Regions from separate parts of the Homo sapiens genome. Here region 1 is linked to region 2. Evidence: read pairs that join two places in POLR2A ChIA-PET (ENCODE). Cell type or tissue: Caco-2. All regions are shown on one strand. Links, peaks and the distances in the headings refer to the core of each region. The heading gives the core; the rest is flanking DNA. Region 1 overlaps NCS1 (neuronal calcium sensor 1). Region 2 has its middle 6.5 kb from the start of ASS1.

Region 1 (8,323 bases), core at 189-8,188, 250 kb before region 2:
AGTGCTTCCATCCAGAGGGCTCCCTGCTCTACCGGCTATGACATTAGGTGTGACCGTGTGGCTTCTGTGAACAATTTGGCTTCTGCCTGAGCTGTGATGGAGGCCACACAGCTTTGTGTCTCCCACCCCTTCCTGGGGCTGGGGTGGGGGTCCCTGGAGGGCTAGGACTGAAGCAGGAATGTGGGGACTAGGGTGGGGGAGGCAGATGCCACATGATCCAAAGTGGGGAGATGGGGGGTGGTGGCCTGCTCGGCCTCTTGCAGTTCCTGCCCCTGTGGGGTGCCCCCGTTATTAGCCCTGGCCATCTGGTCTTGTCTTTGGGTGCTGTGACACCTATATTAATAGTAGTGGCAATTGTTAACATTTTGGGATACTTGCTGTGTTCTCTCCACCTGGACCACACCACGCTGCCTCTGGATAAGGTTTTGTTCTAGTGTGATGTGGCTTCTTGTGGTTCCTGAACTCGCCAGGCTCTGGATGGCCTCTGAGGCTTGGACCTGCAGCCTCTCCTGGAAAGCTCTGCTTCTTCTTCTTTGCCTGGCTGAGGCCTGCACATCAGCCCTTTCCTCAGGGAGCACGCCTGACCCCCTAGGCTAGGTTGGGTTCCTGCTTCACATTTCATTAATCCTGAACTTTCCTTTTTTTTTTTTTTTTGAGACGGGGTTTCGCTCTTGTTGCCCAGGCTGGAGTGCAATGGCTCGATCTCGGCGGAGCCTCCTGGGTTCAAGTGATTCTCCTGCCTCAGCCTCCCGAGTAGCTGGGATTACAGGCATGTGCCACCATGACCTAATTTTATATTTTTAGTAGAGACGGGGTTTCTCCATGTTGGTCAGGCTGGTCTCGAACTCCCGACCTCAGGTGATTCACCCGCCTTCTTGGCCTCCCAAAGTGCTGGGATTACAGGCATGAGCCACTGCGCCCAGCCTCTTTCCTTTGTTTTTCTTTTTTGAGACGGGGATCTCACTTTGTTGCCCAGGCTGGAGTGCAGTGGTGCAATCTTGGCTTGCTGCAACTTCTGCCTCCTGGGTTCAAGCGATTCTCCTGTTTCAGCCTCCCGAGTAACTGGAATTACAGGTGCCTGCCACCATGCCTAGCTTATTTTTGTATTTGTAATAGACACGGGGTTTTGCCATGTTGGCCAGGCTGGTCTCAAACTCCTGACCTCTGGTGATCCGCCCGTCTTGGTCTCCCAAAGTGCTGGGATTACAGGCATGAGCCACTGGGCCCAGCTGAGCTTTCCTTTCTTATTATGACAGATAGACAGCTGTGTGGGTGTGTGCTAACAGGGTGTGTCTCCCCTGTTGTATCAGGGACTCAGAGGACAGGAACCTGTGTCTAGGTCATTGCTGTGTCCCTGGAGCCTGGCTCAGGTTCTGACCCATTGAGTGTGCTCAGAAATTAATTGCTGGATGAAGGAAAGGGTGAAAATCCTGTTTGTTCCTTTAACCAGCCTGCAAGAAACGTATTGTGACCGCCACTATTCCCATTTTACAGCTAAGGAAACTGAGGCTCAGAGAGGTGAATTTAGTTACCCAAGGTCACTTGTCTACAGGGGCTAAAGAATGAGTCAGTTTAGACAAAGACCCTTTCTACTGAGTAGGTCAGTTGCTTCAGTGCCTTCCACAATGTCTGACCTTGGCAGTGTTTGGGAAATGCTTGTGGAATGGGACTGATCCGGATCCCTGAGTGCCGGGGTCGGCTCTGAAATGTTTGAGAGGGTCCCCACCAGGAATCTTGAGAAAACTCCACACACCCAAGATTTCCCCAGGGTCTTGGCCAGCCACGGTGGCTCACGCCTGTAATCCCAGGACTTTGAGAGGCCGAGGTGGGCGGATCACTTGAGGTCAGTAGTTCGAGACCAGTCTAGTCAACATGGTGAAACCCTGTCTCTACTAAAAATACAAAAATTAGCCGGGTGTGGTGGCGCGTGCCTATAATCCCAGCTACTCAGGAAGCTGAGGCAGGAGAATTGCTTGAACCTGCTTGAACCCAGAAGGTGGAGGTTGCAGTGACCTGAGATTGTGCCACTGCACTCCAGCCTGGGTGACAGAGCTAGAAGATAGACTCCATCTCAAAAAAAAAAAAAAAAAAAAAATATATATATATATATATATATATATATATTCCCAAGGTCTCGAAGGCCCCAAAGAGGCAGAAGATGTGGCTTACTTCCTTTTGGAAGATTCTGAGCTGAGTCTGGCAGGAAAGATGGCTTGAGCCAGGGGGTAGTTCTTGTATGTTTATGCAAGAGAGAGAGAGAGAGAGAGAGAGAGAGAGAGAATATATGTGGTCATTGGAACAAGTTCCTTTACTAGCCAGAAATAACTTTGGGTTTTAGAAAATAAAAGTAGCCCTGTCTACTTTCCAACTTACCCACCTAAAACAAGAACATGCATTCTGTGAGAACACACATACATTGAGCACCTACTATGTGCCAGATGCTACCATTTGGCTGCAACTTAGGCAGACATAGATCCTGCCCCATGGAGCACCCAGCCATTGGGGAAGGTCCAAATCGGACAAAAGCAGGCACTCACAGAGACAGAACAAAACCATTTCTCATACAGCTTCTCTGAGGCCACTGTGTACATTTTCAACTGGTTTCTTTCCATCTATTTTCTACGTATGTAACTATGGTAGGTTTTATCGCCCTTAGTTTTCTGGTGAGAAAACCAAGGGAGGTTAACCGACTTGTCCAATGTCACACAACTGGAACATGGTAGAGCCGGGATTTGAACCTATGTCAGTGCGACTTGATCTGGGTCACTCAGCCAGTCAAAGCAAGTTAACAGATCAGCAGATACTGAGGACCTTTGCCTGCCAGCACCAACGGCACTTTGTTGGGGCGTCAGAGATGCCAAAGATTCAGTAACTCTTTGACAGCGTGCGGGAGGTGGGCAGGATCATCCTTGGGGATGATATCTCCCAGCTAAAGCCTTCCTGAGCCTGGACTCTGGAGTCGATAAACCTGGCCTCCATCTCCACTCCTCCACCCCTGACTGCGTGATCTTGGTTGAGTGCTTTGCCTCTCTGTGAAACCGCAGTTTCTTGGAAGTGGGCTGGCAGGGACCCCCGCCTGTCAGCACAGGGCCTTGGGGAGGATCCCAAGGGGCTGAGAGGGAAACGGGGCTTTGATTTTGAATCTGAGCAGCTCTAAGCAGCCTCTCTCCTGGCTCCACTTCCTGCGGGAGCGGCAACAGCTTCCCATCTTGGTGTCTGCCCCAAGGCCTGGCCCTCTGACTTTTATTCAGACACCACGACTCCTCATCGGCACAGCATCTCCAGGGCGCCCACCATGTGCTGGGCTCAGTGCTTGTGATGTGTATCCTCTCGTTGGCCCCTGACAGCGGGGCAGGGAGCACGCTGACCCAGGCCACGTGGCGACTGGATAGTTGGTAGACCCATCTGTGCAAAGGCCCTGGGTGATCCCTGCTGGACTGTGTGTCCCAAGCCGAGAGCCTGGCTTTAGAGGGCCTCGGGCAGGAGAGCCAGGCCTGGGTGCAGAGCGGTGAAGAGCAGCTCCCGGGAGCTGGGGCTGAAGGTTACCTGGCCTGGCCCGAGTCTGCCCTCCGGGGCCAGGGACTCCATCTACTCGCCATTCCTGAAGACAGGCTGGGAGATCCCCCAACAGGTGAAATACCCCCCGATTCGAGTGCTCAGCCTTCCTCCCACCAGCCCGGAGGCTCTGGCATCTTTTACATGGAGGCGAGGCAGCCGTGGGGATGTAAGGAAGGGAAGTGGGGGCCGGTAGGGGGTGGTCAGAGCCTGGTCAGCTGGATGGCCGTGGGCATGGGGCTCCCCTGATGAGCCCAGGTGCCTCATCCTGAGACAGATACAGCAACAGCCCATGGCCCCCTGGGCTGTGTGAGACGCTAATGAAATGAGGGTTCAGGCTGGTGCCGGGCAGACCGCAGTCAGCACCCGATGGCGACAGTGGCCGTCACAGCTGCTCACTGCTGCACATGGCGGTCTGATGGCCCTGGTGGGCAGCCTGCTTGGAAGGGGCAGCGAGCAGAGCAGACGGGGCCCGCCCACCTTTCCTGCCAGCCGCTGTGTGCCCCAGCCCAGTGCTGGACCAGTCCTGGCTGGCACTCAGCGAACTGGGGTGGAGACAGTGACTGCCAAGGAGGCTGGGACACCACTCCCACAGTGGGGACACGTGATGGGGGGCTGGAGGGCAGAAGGGCTGGGGAACGCGCGGCGAGTGGGTCAGGGCGAGGGGCTCCTGCAGCGGCTTTGCTCAGCCAGGAGTGCCCGGGAGCTCTGGGCAGCAGGCCAGGCCTCCTTTCTGGGGCAGCTCAGGCCTGGTGCTGGGGCCCAGCTGCCCTTTAGCCAGGCAGTGGTGGCAGACAGGTATGGGATTGGGAGTGGGGGGTGGTCTCTCTTCTCACCCTGGCAGGGGCATCGAGTAATAAGTACAACAGCAGTGATGATCATGCTGACTGCCTCGTGCCAGGCAGCTCCTGCGTCTGCTGTCACGTTACTCTGAGCTTGGAGGCAGTGCCGCCGAGCACTCCATTTTAGAGAAGAGGCTGCCGCCCTTGTCCAAGGTCGAGGGTTAATGAGTCTGGGGCCCGGCCACGTTGTCTGGCCCAGAGCCTGTGCCCACCTTCCTGTCCTCACTCCAGCCCTCTCGGGGGCTGCTCTTCCTGGACACGGGGCCTGTCGTTGTGGGAAATGAGGCGCTCCAGACCCTCATTTACTTGTTGCCTGAAGGTCACTTTGTGGAGCGTGGGAGCTGGGGGGCCTGGAGGTCTCAGGAGTTGACCTCTTTCGTGGGACAGAGAGGGGAGGGTGCGTGGCCACGTTCACACATTGGGTCAGGAGCAAAGGTGGGCAGCCAGGACTCCCTGCCCACCCAGGAACACCAGCATATATCCCCGGGGCCTTCTGAAATCACCTGATGCTGCCGTGTGACTCCAGGGAGGTTCTCCCCCAGGAGCCGGTGCTGCAGTGAGTGGGGGGAGTGATCTGAGGCCTTGTGTGCTTGGGGCACCTGGAGGATTGGAGCAGCAGGTGGCTGCTTCCCAGCCCTCGAGTGTAGCAGGACCCCAGTGGGAACCCCACAGGTGTTTCACTCTCTTTTCTGTCCTCCCCACCTCCCAGTGTGCGGTACTCCATGGTTGGCACAGCTAGTAATGTCCTCTCTCACAGATGGGGAAACCGAAACCCAAACTGGGGAAAAAACCGGTCACACAGCAACGGAGTGGCAGATCCCTGGAGTCCAGGTCCCACAAGAGACCACCACCGTCTTCGCTTTGAGGAACTGCCCCTCCCCAGGGGTGGGCCCGGTGTGGGGGCAGGAGGGTGTGTGCGGCCAGCGGTGCACTCCCTCCGCTCTGACTTAGCTGTGCTGTTGCTGCCCAGGGAGGGCTTGGGGCAGAGCACCCTATTCTCAGGAGATGGTACCGAGGGGGCTCTGAGGTACTGCAGGGAGAACACAGCTGCGGGGTGCTGTGAGGAGGGGCAGGGGTGAGGCTGGAGAGGCTGGAGACGCACTGAGGCTCTGGAGGAGGGTTCTAGGAGGGGAGGAATGTGACCACATTAGGGATGCTGGCAGCTGCAGGTGGGGACTGGATGGGAAAGTGGGATGGGGTGGGGGCTGAGAAGAGGCCGGCACAGCAGCTGGGATGGTGTGGGGGCGACGTCCAGCCAGCCCTGGACAGTGGGGGCATTCTCGTATTTTTGAGGCAGCCAGGTTGGATGGGACTTGTCTGCAGTTGGTGCAGGACTGCCTGTAGGGAGATCTCTGGATGGGGACCTGGGAAGAGGCCCGGGCGATCCCTTTGGGCCACGTGGAGCCTGAGGGGCCTCTGGGCCATCGGTGAGGAGCTTGGACGGGGGTGGGGGAGCTGAACTGCAGGAGGGGCCAGCTGGGAGGAGACTGGGAGTGAGGGGTGCAGGGAGCAGAGCCGCCCCCGGAAAGCGTGTGAGCTGGGCGCTTGGAGGAGCCCTGGTGCTGGGAGATTGAGCACAGGAGAGGCGTGGGCCTGGGAGGAGCTTCTGAGGCCAGCTGCGCTTCTGGAAGGAGGACAGTCAGTGATCAAAGGTGTCAGGACCGAGGGGACTGTCTGATTTAGTAAGATGGGTCACTCGTGGCCAGGCCCAAAGGCCCCGCCTTCTATTCTTGTGCTGCTCAAACCCAAAGGCCCTCTTGCTGGTGCGGTTTTCCTTCAGCTGTGGTGGAGGGCTGGGGCCAGGTACAGAGACACTCCGGCAGCCCTCAACCCTGGAGATGGATCCAGGGCCAGGTCCGCCCCAGGAGGGATGGCGGAAGAGGCTGGATTGGCTGGCCGTCTGCCGTCCATGCCTCTAGCTGAAGCCAGCGCCGGGAGGGGGCTGCCAGCCCCTGCCTTTTGCTCCCACCATGTTTGAGCTGAGCTTCAATCAGGAGAGAGGTGTTTTGCTTTAGGGAAATCAAAATCAGACTTAACATCCTCCTGGGCTCCTGGGACTGGCTCTCGTGTTCATTCCTGGCAGACAAGGGCTGTGTGGAAGGGAGGAGGAGCTGGAGTAGAGGAGCTGGGGACCTCAGGAGCGCTGCCGGGGTGGAAAGGAGGCTGTGGGCACCGCGGGTGCTTCCTGGCTGTGGGGTACGAGCCTGGAGTCTGTGGGCGTGGGGGTGCGGCGAAGGCTAGGACCCACTCTCTGCTCTGAGACTGCAGCTGCCCTCCCCTTCTGCAGCTCTGGCTCTCTGGGGGTCAGTGAAGGGGAGTAGAGTGGATGCCCAGCCCCCCCTCTCCCAGGGCCCTGTGTCGGCTCTGATTTCTCCATCCACTCCTCAACAACCTTGACAATGGCTCTGCCTGGTAGGAGTTTATACCCCATCCTACAGGTGAGGACTTGGAGGTTCAGAGGGGTTAAGAAACTTGTTTGGAATCACCCAGGCTTCAAGTGGCCCTGACAGGATGGCACCCCAGAACTTTCCCCTGTCTGGCCCCATGGAGAGCATGGCCCATTGCCAGTTTTAAATCCTGGTTTTGGTACGAGCCTGGGCCTGCAGGCCTGGAGGCAGAGTGTGATGGAGAGAGTTCGTTTTAAAAATTGGCCAAAGCCAGATGAAATTGTGAAGGTCAATGCATGAGAAACACGTTTGAGGATGTGTTCTAAACCCAGCCCAGTGGCTGGATGACAAAGGAGGAATCAGCAGGTGTTTTTCTCTGTCCCCTGTGTGCAGGGTGCTGAGCCAGGCTCTGAGGGTGATGCTAGGATGGGCCAGGAGAAGTGTCCTGGCCTCTGCAGGCTTAGTGTCCAGCTAGGAAAATGAGGGGAAGAAGTGCTTCTGTCTCGCACTTGCTGGGTGCTGGACACTGGGCCGAGCACCAGTCCCTCCTCTTCCTGCTAGATGCCTGAGTCCCATTTTACAGATGAGCAAACCAAGGCTCAGAGATGCGGGGTCACTCATCCAAGACCACAGATCAGAGGGAGCCCTGGCCTGAAGTGCTTGCTGGGCTGGCCAAGGCCCTCTCTGGACCGCTGTACTTCACCACTGCTCCCCCAAGCCCAGCCTGTGCCCCCTTGGTCAGACCCCCGTTGGCCCTCTGTCGTGGAACCCATGGGAAGACAGACCTCATGTGAAGGGGGCTTCCCAAGGGGCCAAGGCAGGGTCGGGAGGGCCTCCTAGAAGAGGGCCATCCCAGCTGGGCTTTGTTTTTTTTTTTTTTGAGACAGTCTCTGTCACCCAGGCTGGAGTACAGTGGTGATCTCAGCTCACTACAACCTCTGCCTCCTGGGTTCCAGCAATTCTCATGCTTCAGCCTCCGTGGTAGCTGGGATTATAGGCACGCGCCACCACACCCGGCTAATTTTTGTATTTTTAGTAGAGACAGGGTTTCACCATGTTGGCCAGGCTGGTCTCGAACTCCTGGCCTCGAGTAATCCGCCCACCTTGCCCTCCCAAAGTGTTGGGATTACGGGCATGAGCCACCGCGCTCGGGCGCAGCTAGGCTTTGAAAGATGGATGGGGTTTCCCTGGGTGGAACGGGTGAGGTGAGGAAGTGTTCCTGGCAGAGCACAAAGGCCTGGAGGCTGGAACGGTCAGAGGAACTCCAGTGGGGTCAGGATGCGGGCCAGTGACCCAGGGAACAAGCTGTGCAAGGACTGCCTGCGTTCCTACCCTGCCCTGAACCCTGAGCCCTGAACCCAGAGCCCAGAGCCCAGACCCACCGAGGGAGGCAGAGGCGGAGGCCCTGTTAATTTCACATGCAGTTGGAGGCTCTGGGAGGAGGGGGAAAATGGGCCGGGCTGGGAACCAGAGCCTGGGAAGGTCACTCTGGCATCTGGGTGGAGGCTGAGGCAAAGGGAAGCTGAACCCCCAAATTGT
Region 2 (8,323 bases), core at 310-8,309:
CCTCCCTTCCCCCATAGGGCTGTGGGGCTATTAAATGAGGAGTAAATGTGTTGCAAAGACAGCAACAGCCGGTGGCAAAAAAAATAATTCTTACTTTTTAGAGGCAGGGTCTTGTCCTGTCGCCCAAGCTAGAGTTGCAAATGACATGATCGTGGCTCACTGCAGCCTCGACCTCCTGGCCTCCCGATCCTCCCGCCTCAGCCTCCAGAGCAGCTGAAACTACAGGCACATGCCACCATGCCTGGCCTTTATATTAATTATTAATGTTTTGTATATATGTAAGGCATACAACGTGATGCTTTGATACACATAATGAAATGGTTACTATAGTCAAACCAATTAATATATCCATTTGGATTTTGTGTGGGCTTGAAAAAATTAAAACATACCCATCATCTTGTATATACTTATTTTTGTGGCAAGAACACCTCATATCTACTCCCTTAGGAAAATACCAGTGTGATATTATTATTATTTTGAGATAGGATCTTGCTGTGTCACCCAGGCTGGAGTGCAGTGGCGTGACCTCTGCTCACCTCAATGTCTGCCTCCCAGGCTCAAGCGATCCTCCTACCTCAACCTCCTGAGTATCTGGGACCACAGGCATGCACCACCACACCTGGCTAAATTTTTTTTCTTTTTTTTTGAGTTGGAGTTTCACTCTTGTTGCCCAGGCTGGAGTGCAATGGTGCTATCTCGGCTCACCGCAACCTCCGCCTCCTGGGTTCAAGTGATTCTCCTGCCTCAGCCTCCCGAGTAGCTGGGATTACAGGCATGCGCCACCACGCCCGGCTAATTTTGTATTTTTAGTAGAGATGGGGTTTCTCCACATTGGTCAGGCTGGTCTCAAACTCCTGACCTCAGGTGATCTGCCCGCCTCGGCCTCCCAAAGTGCTGGGATTACAGGCGTGAGTCACCGCGCCCGGCCTAATTTTTTAAATGTTTTGTAGAGATGAGGTTTCATTATGTTGCTCAGTCTGGTCTGGAACTCCTGGGTTCAAAGGATCCGCCCACCTCAGCCTCCCAAAGTGCTGGGATTACAGGCATGTGCCACTGCACCTGGCTTACCCCAGCCTATTTTTATCTTCTAACTCTTGTCGCTTTCCAGTCATAGACTCTTACAGCGGGCTTCTTTATGGCTTGCTTGTCATCTTGTATCCTTTGCAGCTCACCCCTGGCTTTCACTTGCAGTCCTCTTCTGAGCTATCTTTTTCCTGATAGCATCTCCCCTTCTGGGGGATGGATTATTGAAGGCAAGGGCCATTTCTAGGCCCTGGCCTTAATAATTCATCTAATTCATCTACAGGAAGGGCCTTTGTTGGACGAATGGATGGATGGAAGTGTAGTGCAACAATTCCTAAGTAGTCTTTTTTTTTTTTTTTTTTGAGACAGAGTCTGGCCCTGTCGCCCAGGCTGGAGTGCAGTGGCGCGATCTTGGCTCACTTTAAGCTCCACCTCCCGGGTTCACACCATTCTCCTGCCTCAGCCTCCCGAGTAGCTAGTATTACAGGCATGCACCACCATGCCCAGCTAATTTTGTATTTTTAGTAGAAACAGGGTTTCTCCATGTTGATCAGGCTGGTCTCGAACTGCTGACCTCAGGTGATTCACCCACCTCAGCATCCCAAAGTGCTGGGATTACAGGCGTGAGCCACCGCGCCTGGCCTAATTTTTGTATTTTCAGTAGAGACGGGGTTTCACCATGTTGGCCAGGCTGGTCTCAAACTCCTGACCTCAAGTGATTCACTCGCCTCAGCCTCCCAAAGTGCTGGAATTACAGATGTGAGCCGCTGTGCCCGGCCCCTGGGATAGTTTTAATAGGCGGTCAGGGCAGGAGAAGAGGGGACAGCAAGTGTCAGGGCCCTCAGGCAGGAGGGTCCAGCCAGGAGGTTGGGGAGGCTGGAGATGAATGAGGTGGGAGAAAGGGAAGACAGAAAGGTCAAGGGGGTGGGGTGGATCCTGTGAGGTCTTTGGGCCACCACAGGGACTTTGGCTTTGATGAGTGACCTATACAAGAGCACATGTATAGGTAGGTGTGGTGGTGCATGCCTGTAGTACCGCTACCTGGGAAGCTGAGGAGGGAAGACCCTTGAGCCCAGGAGTTTGGGGCTACAGTGAGCTATGATTTGGCCACTGCACTCCAGCCTGGGTGAGAGAGCGAGACCCCATCTCTAACGAAAATGGTTTTTAAGAAAGTCAATGCATATCTGCGTGTTGGCCTATCTCCAGTGTGCTGGGTCTCGGGAGGAGTGTAGGTGAAACGGAGCTTGGCTGTTTATCCTTCTCCTCCCATTCCTGCCCTTCTCCCTGGGCTGGCAGCAGCCCCTGCCTGGTGGCCTCTTTGTTGCCAGCTGCCCCTGACACAGCCTCTGGGAGAGAGAGGTTGTCTTTTGCATATGGTTCTGAAGAAAAGAGTGCCTCTCTCCCTGTTCCTCCTACTTAGTGTGACATGGTCAGCTCCCCCTAATTGTCCCCTCCCTCTCATCTGGGCAATGAGGAAAGTTGTCTGAGTTAGTTCCTTCTAGAGATGAACGACAATCAGGCTGTCTTAACAGAGCTGTTCTGGGTACACAGAGAAAAAATCGCTGTGTCCATTTTACAGATGCAGAAAGGGGGGTACAGGGAGGGAACATGATCCAGTCACTTGACTGAGGTGTGACTGGTTAATGGTCAAACTGGGACTCTTGATTCCCACCTAACAGCCCCAGTAGAACCTTCTCCAGGATGCTTCTTACTGTAGGTTTCCTTCAAACCAGTCTGCAAAGTTTTTCTGTTAGGGGCCAGATAGTACTTTCTGCTTTGCGGGACATTCAAGCTCTGTCAAAATGACTTACCTTTGCCATTGCAGCGCAAAAGCAGCCCCGGAGGACCCATGAACAGATGGGCACAGCTGTGTTCCAATAAAACTTTATTTGTGGACACTTACATTTCAAATTTATTATCATTTTCATGTGCCATGAAATATTCTTCTTTTGATGTTTTTCAACCATTTACAAATGTAAAAGCCATTCTTAGTTTGCACGCAGGCTTTACAAAAACAAGTTCAGACCAGAGTTTGCTGATCTCTGGTTTAAACCACAGAAATTACTGATGATGGAAGTCCAGGCTGGGTGGAGAGATTAGAGGAGGCGGGAAGAAGTGCGGGAGGGGCTTCCCAGGCCCTCCTGTACCCTATTCGTCCAGGGTCCACCTGTGAGGGCCTTCCTTGGGCCGAACGCCCCTCTTTGTGCAACGCCAGGGGTCAACGGGTCAGAACTGGAGCACTGCTCTTCGCTAGGCTGTTAATTTTTTATGGAGCTGGGGACTTTGTGGAGGTGATGCAGAGGCGGAGACCCACAGAGGGGAGGTGCCACTCCTCTCTCACCCCTGCTGTCTCCTGCAGGCCGCTCCCAGTCTCACGCAGGCCTTCCATGTTTGTGAAACTACTACTTGTTAAGTCTTTGTCCAGTGTCTTACAGACTTGAGGTTTTTTTTTTTTTTTTTTTTTTTGAGACAGAGTCTCACTGTGTCGCCCAGGCTGGAGTGCAGTGGCGCGATCTCGGCTCACTGTAAGCTCCGCCTCCTGTGTTCATGCCATTCTCCTGCCTCAGCCTCCAGAGTAGCTGGGACTACAGGCATCCGCCACCAACCACGCCCAGCTAATTTTTTTTTTTTTTTTTGTAGAGATGGGGTTTCACCGTGTTAGCCAGGATGGTCTCGATCTCCTGACTTCGTGATCCGCCTGTCTCATCCTCCCAAAGTGCTGGGATTACAGGCGTGAGCCACCGTGCCCGGCAACTTGGGTTTACTTAGTCCTTCCAGGAGCTCCAGAGCCAAGAAACAGCATCCCCATTTCACAAATGAGAGAAGGAGAGCTCAGAGAAGGAAGCCACTTATCTATCTCACACAGCCTGGAGGGGAAGAGAAGGACTCAGCCCAGGTCCATCTGACTCCAGAGTCCTGGGCTCTGACCACCAGGCTCCCCTGCCTCCACTTTCCAAGGAAGGGGGAAGAGAGAGAGGGCCAGGGGCAGGCTGAAGACAAGGGCCCTTGGCAATTCAAGATGTGAGGAGCTAAAAAGGGAGTGTCTATTCAGCCCCCTGCCTCCCCACTTTTCCCTCCTTTTCCATTTGAGGCTATGGAGCGGAGGCCGGGGGAAAGGAGTGACTTACCCAAGGTCACACAGAAAGCCCAAGGCAGACCAGGCCTTGGAGGTAGATTCTGACCCAGTCCCTTCCTCCCCTACACTCCAACTGCTTACCCCGCCCCTAAGGAAGGTTACCAAGCAGAGGAGGCCCCTCCCAAGCAAGCCACAGCCAGAGCCAGAGAGTATTTTCCATCCAAAAAGGGTGTTTGCCACTTCTTTTTCTCTAGCTGCCAGCTGTCATTGGCCAAGACTCTGTCCAAGCTGCCCAGCCCCCTGGTGCCACCTGACCTCTGCGAGTCTGTTTGCACCATCAGGGGTGGAAAACAGGCCTGCAGGTCAGGCATTGAACTCCCTGATGTGGGTTTTCCACGAACCCAACAACTGGACTCTGTGTTCCTGTGGGCGAGGACTGGCAACCTAGGGTCTGGCCTGGAGGACACTCTCTTTTCCCAGGGCCAATGCCCAGGCTTGGGCAGTGGCAAAGTGGCTTCTGGTGCCAACCACAAGGAGGTTTCAGGGTGAGATCCTTGAAGTCTCTACACACCCAGGCCCCTTCATGCCCAGCAGGTCCAGAGCCCTTGGGTGGCAGAGGCGAGAAACGGAGGCAGGAGGAAGCCCACTCCAGGGCTCTGTACACAGGCTGTATCTATGCCTTTAGGTGGCTGGGGGCATTCGATGAGGTCACATCCATTAAGCTTGCCCTGTAGCCACTCAGACAAGTGGCCACCAAAGTTAGAGCTGAGGCCAGGCGCGGTGGCTCACGCCTGTAATCTCAGCACTTTGGGAGGCCGAGGTGGGCGGATCATCTGAGGTTGAGTTCGAGACCAGCCTGGCCAACATGGTGAAACCCCGTCTCTATTAAAAATACAAAAATTAGCCAGGTGCGGTGGTGGGCGCTTGTAATCCTAGCTATTCTGGAGGCTGAGGTAGAATAATTGCTTGAACCCAGGAGGCAGAGATTGCAGTGAGCCGAGATTGTGCCACTGCACTCCAGCCTGGGCGACAGAGCGAGACTTATCTCAAAAAAAGAAAAGGTCAGAGCTGACTCTTAGAAAAGCCCCCAGCTGCAATGTGGAGCATGGAGCAGAGGGGATGGTGAGCACAGGCAGGAGGATAGGTGAGGTGTCTCCTGCAGAGGTGCATGTGAGAGGTCACAGTCATCCAGGCTAAGATAAGAGCAGTGGGGAGAGACAGCAGGAACCAGAGCGCTCACATTCTTCCATTTTCTTGCTGGAGGCCTCAGCCCTCTGCTCTGTGCCAGTATCAGAGCTTATGACAAGCAACTGATCTGGTGGGGGAGGGAAAGGATAAGAGGCATCACTAAGGAGCAGTGTGTGGAAAGACCACATGGCAAAAAGGGCTTGACACGTTGAAACAACCACAGCCAGGCCGGCAGCAGCAGTATAGTGGGTAAGGGCAGAGGAGGAAGTACAGCCATTGAGATTTGAACCTAAGAGTCATGGGGACCATCAAAACCTTGCTTCAGAAACCATTTTATTCATTAATATTGCAGTACATAGCTCTAAAACTTTATAAATCTTTCAATAAAAATATAACTACAAGCTGGGTGCAGTGGATCATGCCTGTAATCCCAGCACTTTGGGAGGTCGAGGTAGGCAGATTGCTTGAGGCCAAGAGTTCAAGACCACCCTGGGCAACATGATGAAACCCATCTCTACTAAAAATACAAAAATTAGCCAGGTGTGGTGGCATGTGCCTGTAGTGCCAGATACTAAGGAGGCTGAGGTGGGAGGATCACTTGAGCCCGGGAGGTGGAGCTGCAGTGAGCCAAGATCGTGCCACTGCACTCCAGCCTGGGAGACAGAGGAGACCTTGTCTCAAAAAAGAAAAATAACTACAATATCATTATTATTACACCTAAAAAATCAATAGTAATTCTGTCTTGCTGTTATTGAATATCTCATCAGTGTTCAAACTTCCAACTGCTTATAAAAATATTTCTTGCTGGGCGCGGGGGTTCACGCCTGTAATCCTAGCACTTTAGGAAGGCAAGGCAGGCGGATCACGAGGTCAGGAGATCGAGACCATCCTGGCTAACACAGTGAAACCCTGTCTCTACTAAAAATACAAAAAATTAGCCGGGCATGGTAGCGGGCGCCTGTAGTCCCAGCTACTCGGGAGGCTGAGGCAGGAGAATGGCATGAACCCGGGAGGCGGGGCTTATAGTGAGCCGAGACCACGCCGCTGCATTCCAGCCTGGGCGACAGAGCGAGACTCCGTCTCAAAAAAATAAAATAAAATAAAAATAAAAATAAAAATAAAAATATTTCTTTTGCACTTAAAAGAAATCAGTATCTAAATGAGATCTAAACATTGTGATTTATTTTATTTTATTTTTGAGACAGAGCACGTTTTGTGCCCAGGTTGGAGTGTGCAGTGGTGCAATCTTGGCTCACTGCAATCTCTGTCTTGGCTCACTGCAACCTCTGCTTCCCAGGTTCAAGCAATTCTTGTGCCTCAACCACCTGAGTAGGTGGGATTACAGGTATACGCCATGACACCTGGCTAAGTTTTTGTATTTTGACTAGAGACAGGGTTTCACTATGTTGCTCAGGCTGGTCTCAGAGTCCTGGCCTCAGCAATCTGCCCATCTCAGCCTCCCAAAGTGGTGGGATTACAGGCATAAGCCACCACACCCAGCCTTGATTTTATCTTTTATAGCTCTTTTAACCCAAAGATTCCCCTTCTGTTTCTTTTTTTTCTTAAAAATCAATTTGAGATATAATTTTTTCCAGGAATGCAAGGTTGGTTCAACACCTGAAAGCCAATCAATGTAACACACCACATTTATAAAATAAAGGAGAAAATCATATGATCATTTCAATAGGTGTAGAAATAGCATTTGACAAAATTTAGTACCTATTTATGTAAAAATCTTTCAATAAATAAGGAAGAAAAGTGAACTTCTTCTGACCAAAAAAAAAAAAAAAAAAACTATGAAAAACCTACAGCTAACATTGTACTTAACGGTGAAAGACTGAATGAATCCTCTGCCCTAAGATCATGAACAGGGAAAGGATAACTACTCTTACCAATTCTATTCAACATTCTACTGGGGATACTGACCATTGCAATAAGGCAAGCAAAAAAGGTACAAAGGTAATAAAGGGGAAAGTAAAACTGTTTCTATTCATAGACAACATTGCTGTCTACCTAGAAAATCCTAAGGTATTTACAAAAATCTACTAGAGTCAATAAGTGAATTTAAAAAAAGTTGCAGAATATAAACCTAATTTACAAAAGTTGATTTTATATGCCAGGAACAATTGGAAAATAAAAATATCATGTATGATAACATCAAAAAATTAAAATTCTTAGAAGTAAATTTGATGGAAGATAGGCAAAACTTATACACATAAAACATTGCTCAGACATCTAAACCAGGATGGATCTCTTGGTACCTCCACTGAAATTGAAGACTTACCCTGATTTGATGATTACACATTGTATACACGGATCAAAACATCACATGTACCCCCAAAATATGTATAACTAAGATATATCAGTGAAAAATACAAAAAAAAAAAAAAGAAAGAAAAGAAACTGAGGACTTTTATACCACCTATCAAAGATGTCTCAACCTACCAGGTCTTCCTCTCCACTGTATGGAAGACTTAGGCCTTTGCCTGGGCACAGGCCTCCACCAGGCCAGTCATCCAAGGTGTCCAATAAATTAGTCATCTCAGAGCTGGGCCCTGGAGTACCCATACCTGTGACCCCAAGAAACTATCTCTTAAACAAACAAACAAACAGAACCTCTCTGGCTGTTGGGGAGGAAATGTTGGAGGGGCAACTAGGGTAAGTGGAGGAGCCAGCAAAGAGACTTAAGTAAGAAATTATAATGGTCTCAGTAAGAGAAGATGGTGGCCCTGTATGGAGGAAGTGGAAGTGGAGAGAAAGGGGCAGACTTGATATATTTAGAAGATATGAATGTTGTTGGGCACGGTGGCTCACACCTGTAATCCCAGCATTTTGGGAGGCGGAGGTGGGTTGATCACCTGAGGTCAGGAGTTCAAGACCAGCCTGGCCAACATGGTGAAAACCCGTCTCTACTTAAAATACAAAAATTAGCCTGGTGTGGTGGCGGGCCTGTAGTCCCAGCTATTCAGGAGGCTGAGGCAGGAGTATTGCTTGAACCGGGGAGGCAGAGGCTGCAGTGAGGGTGCCACTGTACTC

The links. ChIA-PET counts read pairs that join two places held together with the same protein. Peaks named below come from ENCODE experiments on the same cell type or tissue, not always from the same donor. Only the 100,000 strongest peaks of a DNase experiment are listed, where the experiment ranks them.
Region 1: POLR2A ChIA-PET joins it to region 2 with 10 read pairs; 2 of 35 experiments call an interaction of 5 or more read pairs at or near these places.

Annotation. Positions count from the first base shown.
Region 1 is chr9:130,187,786-130,196,108 of GRCh38, forward strand. All of the region lies in intron 1 of NCS1 (neuronal calcium sensor 1), which reads left to right. Among named protein-coding and RNA genes, the nearest start is that of NCS1, 20 kb to the left of the region's middle. RefSeq lists an enhancer at 1-407 and a silencer at 1,581-1,930. In Caco-2, for the core only: no CTCF peak of the experiment used is centred there; no DNase peak of the experiment used is centred there.
Region 2 is chr9:130,434,310-130,442,632 of GRCh38, forward strand. No RefSeq gene overlaps it. Among named protein-coding and RNA genes, the nearest start is that of ASS1, 6.5 kb to the right of the region's middle. In Caco-2, for the core only: no CTCF peak of the experiment used is centred there; a DNase peak (open chromatin) is centred at 3,312.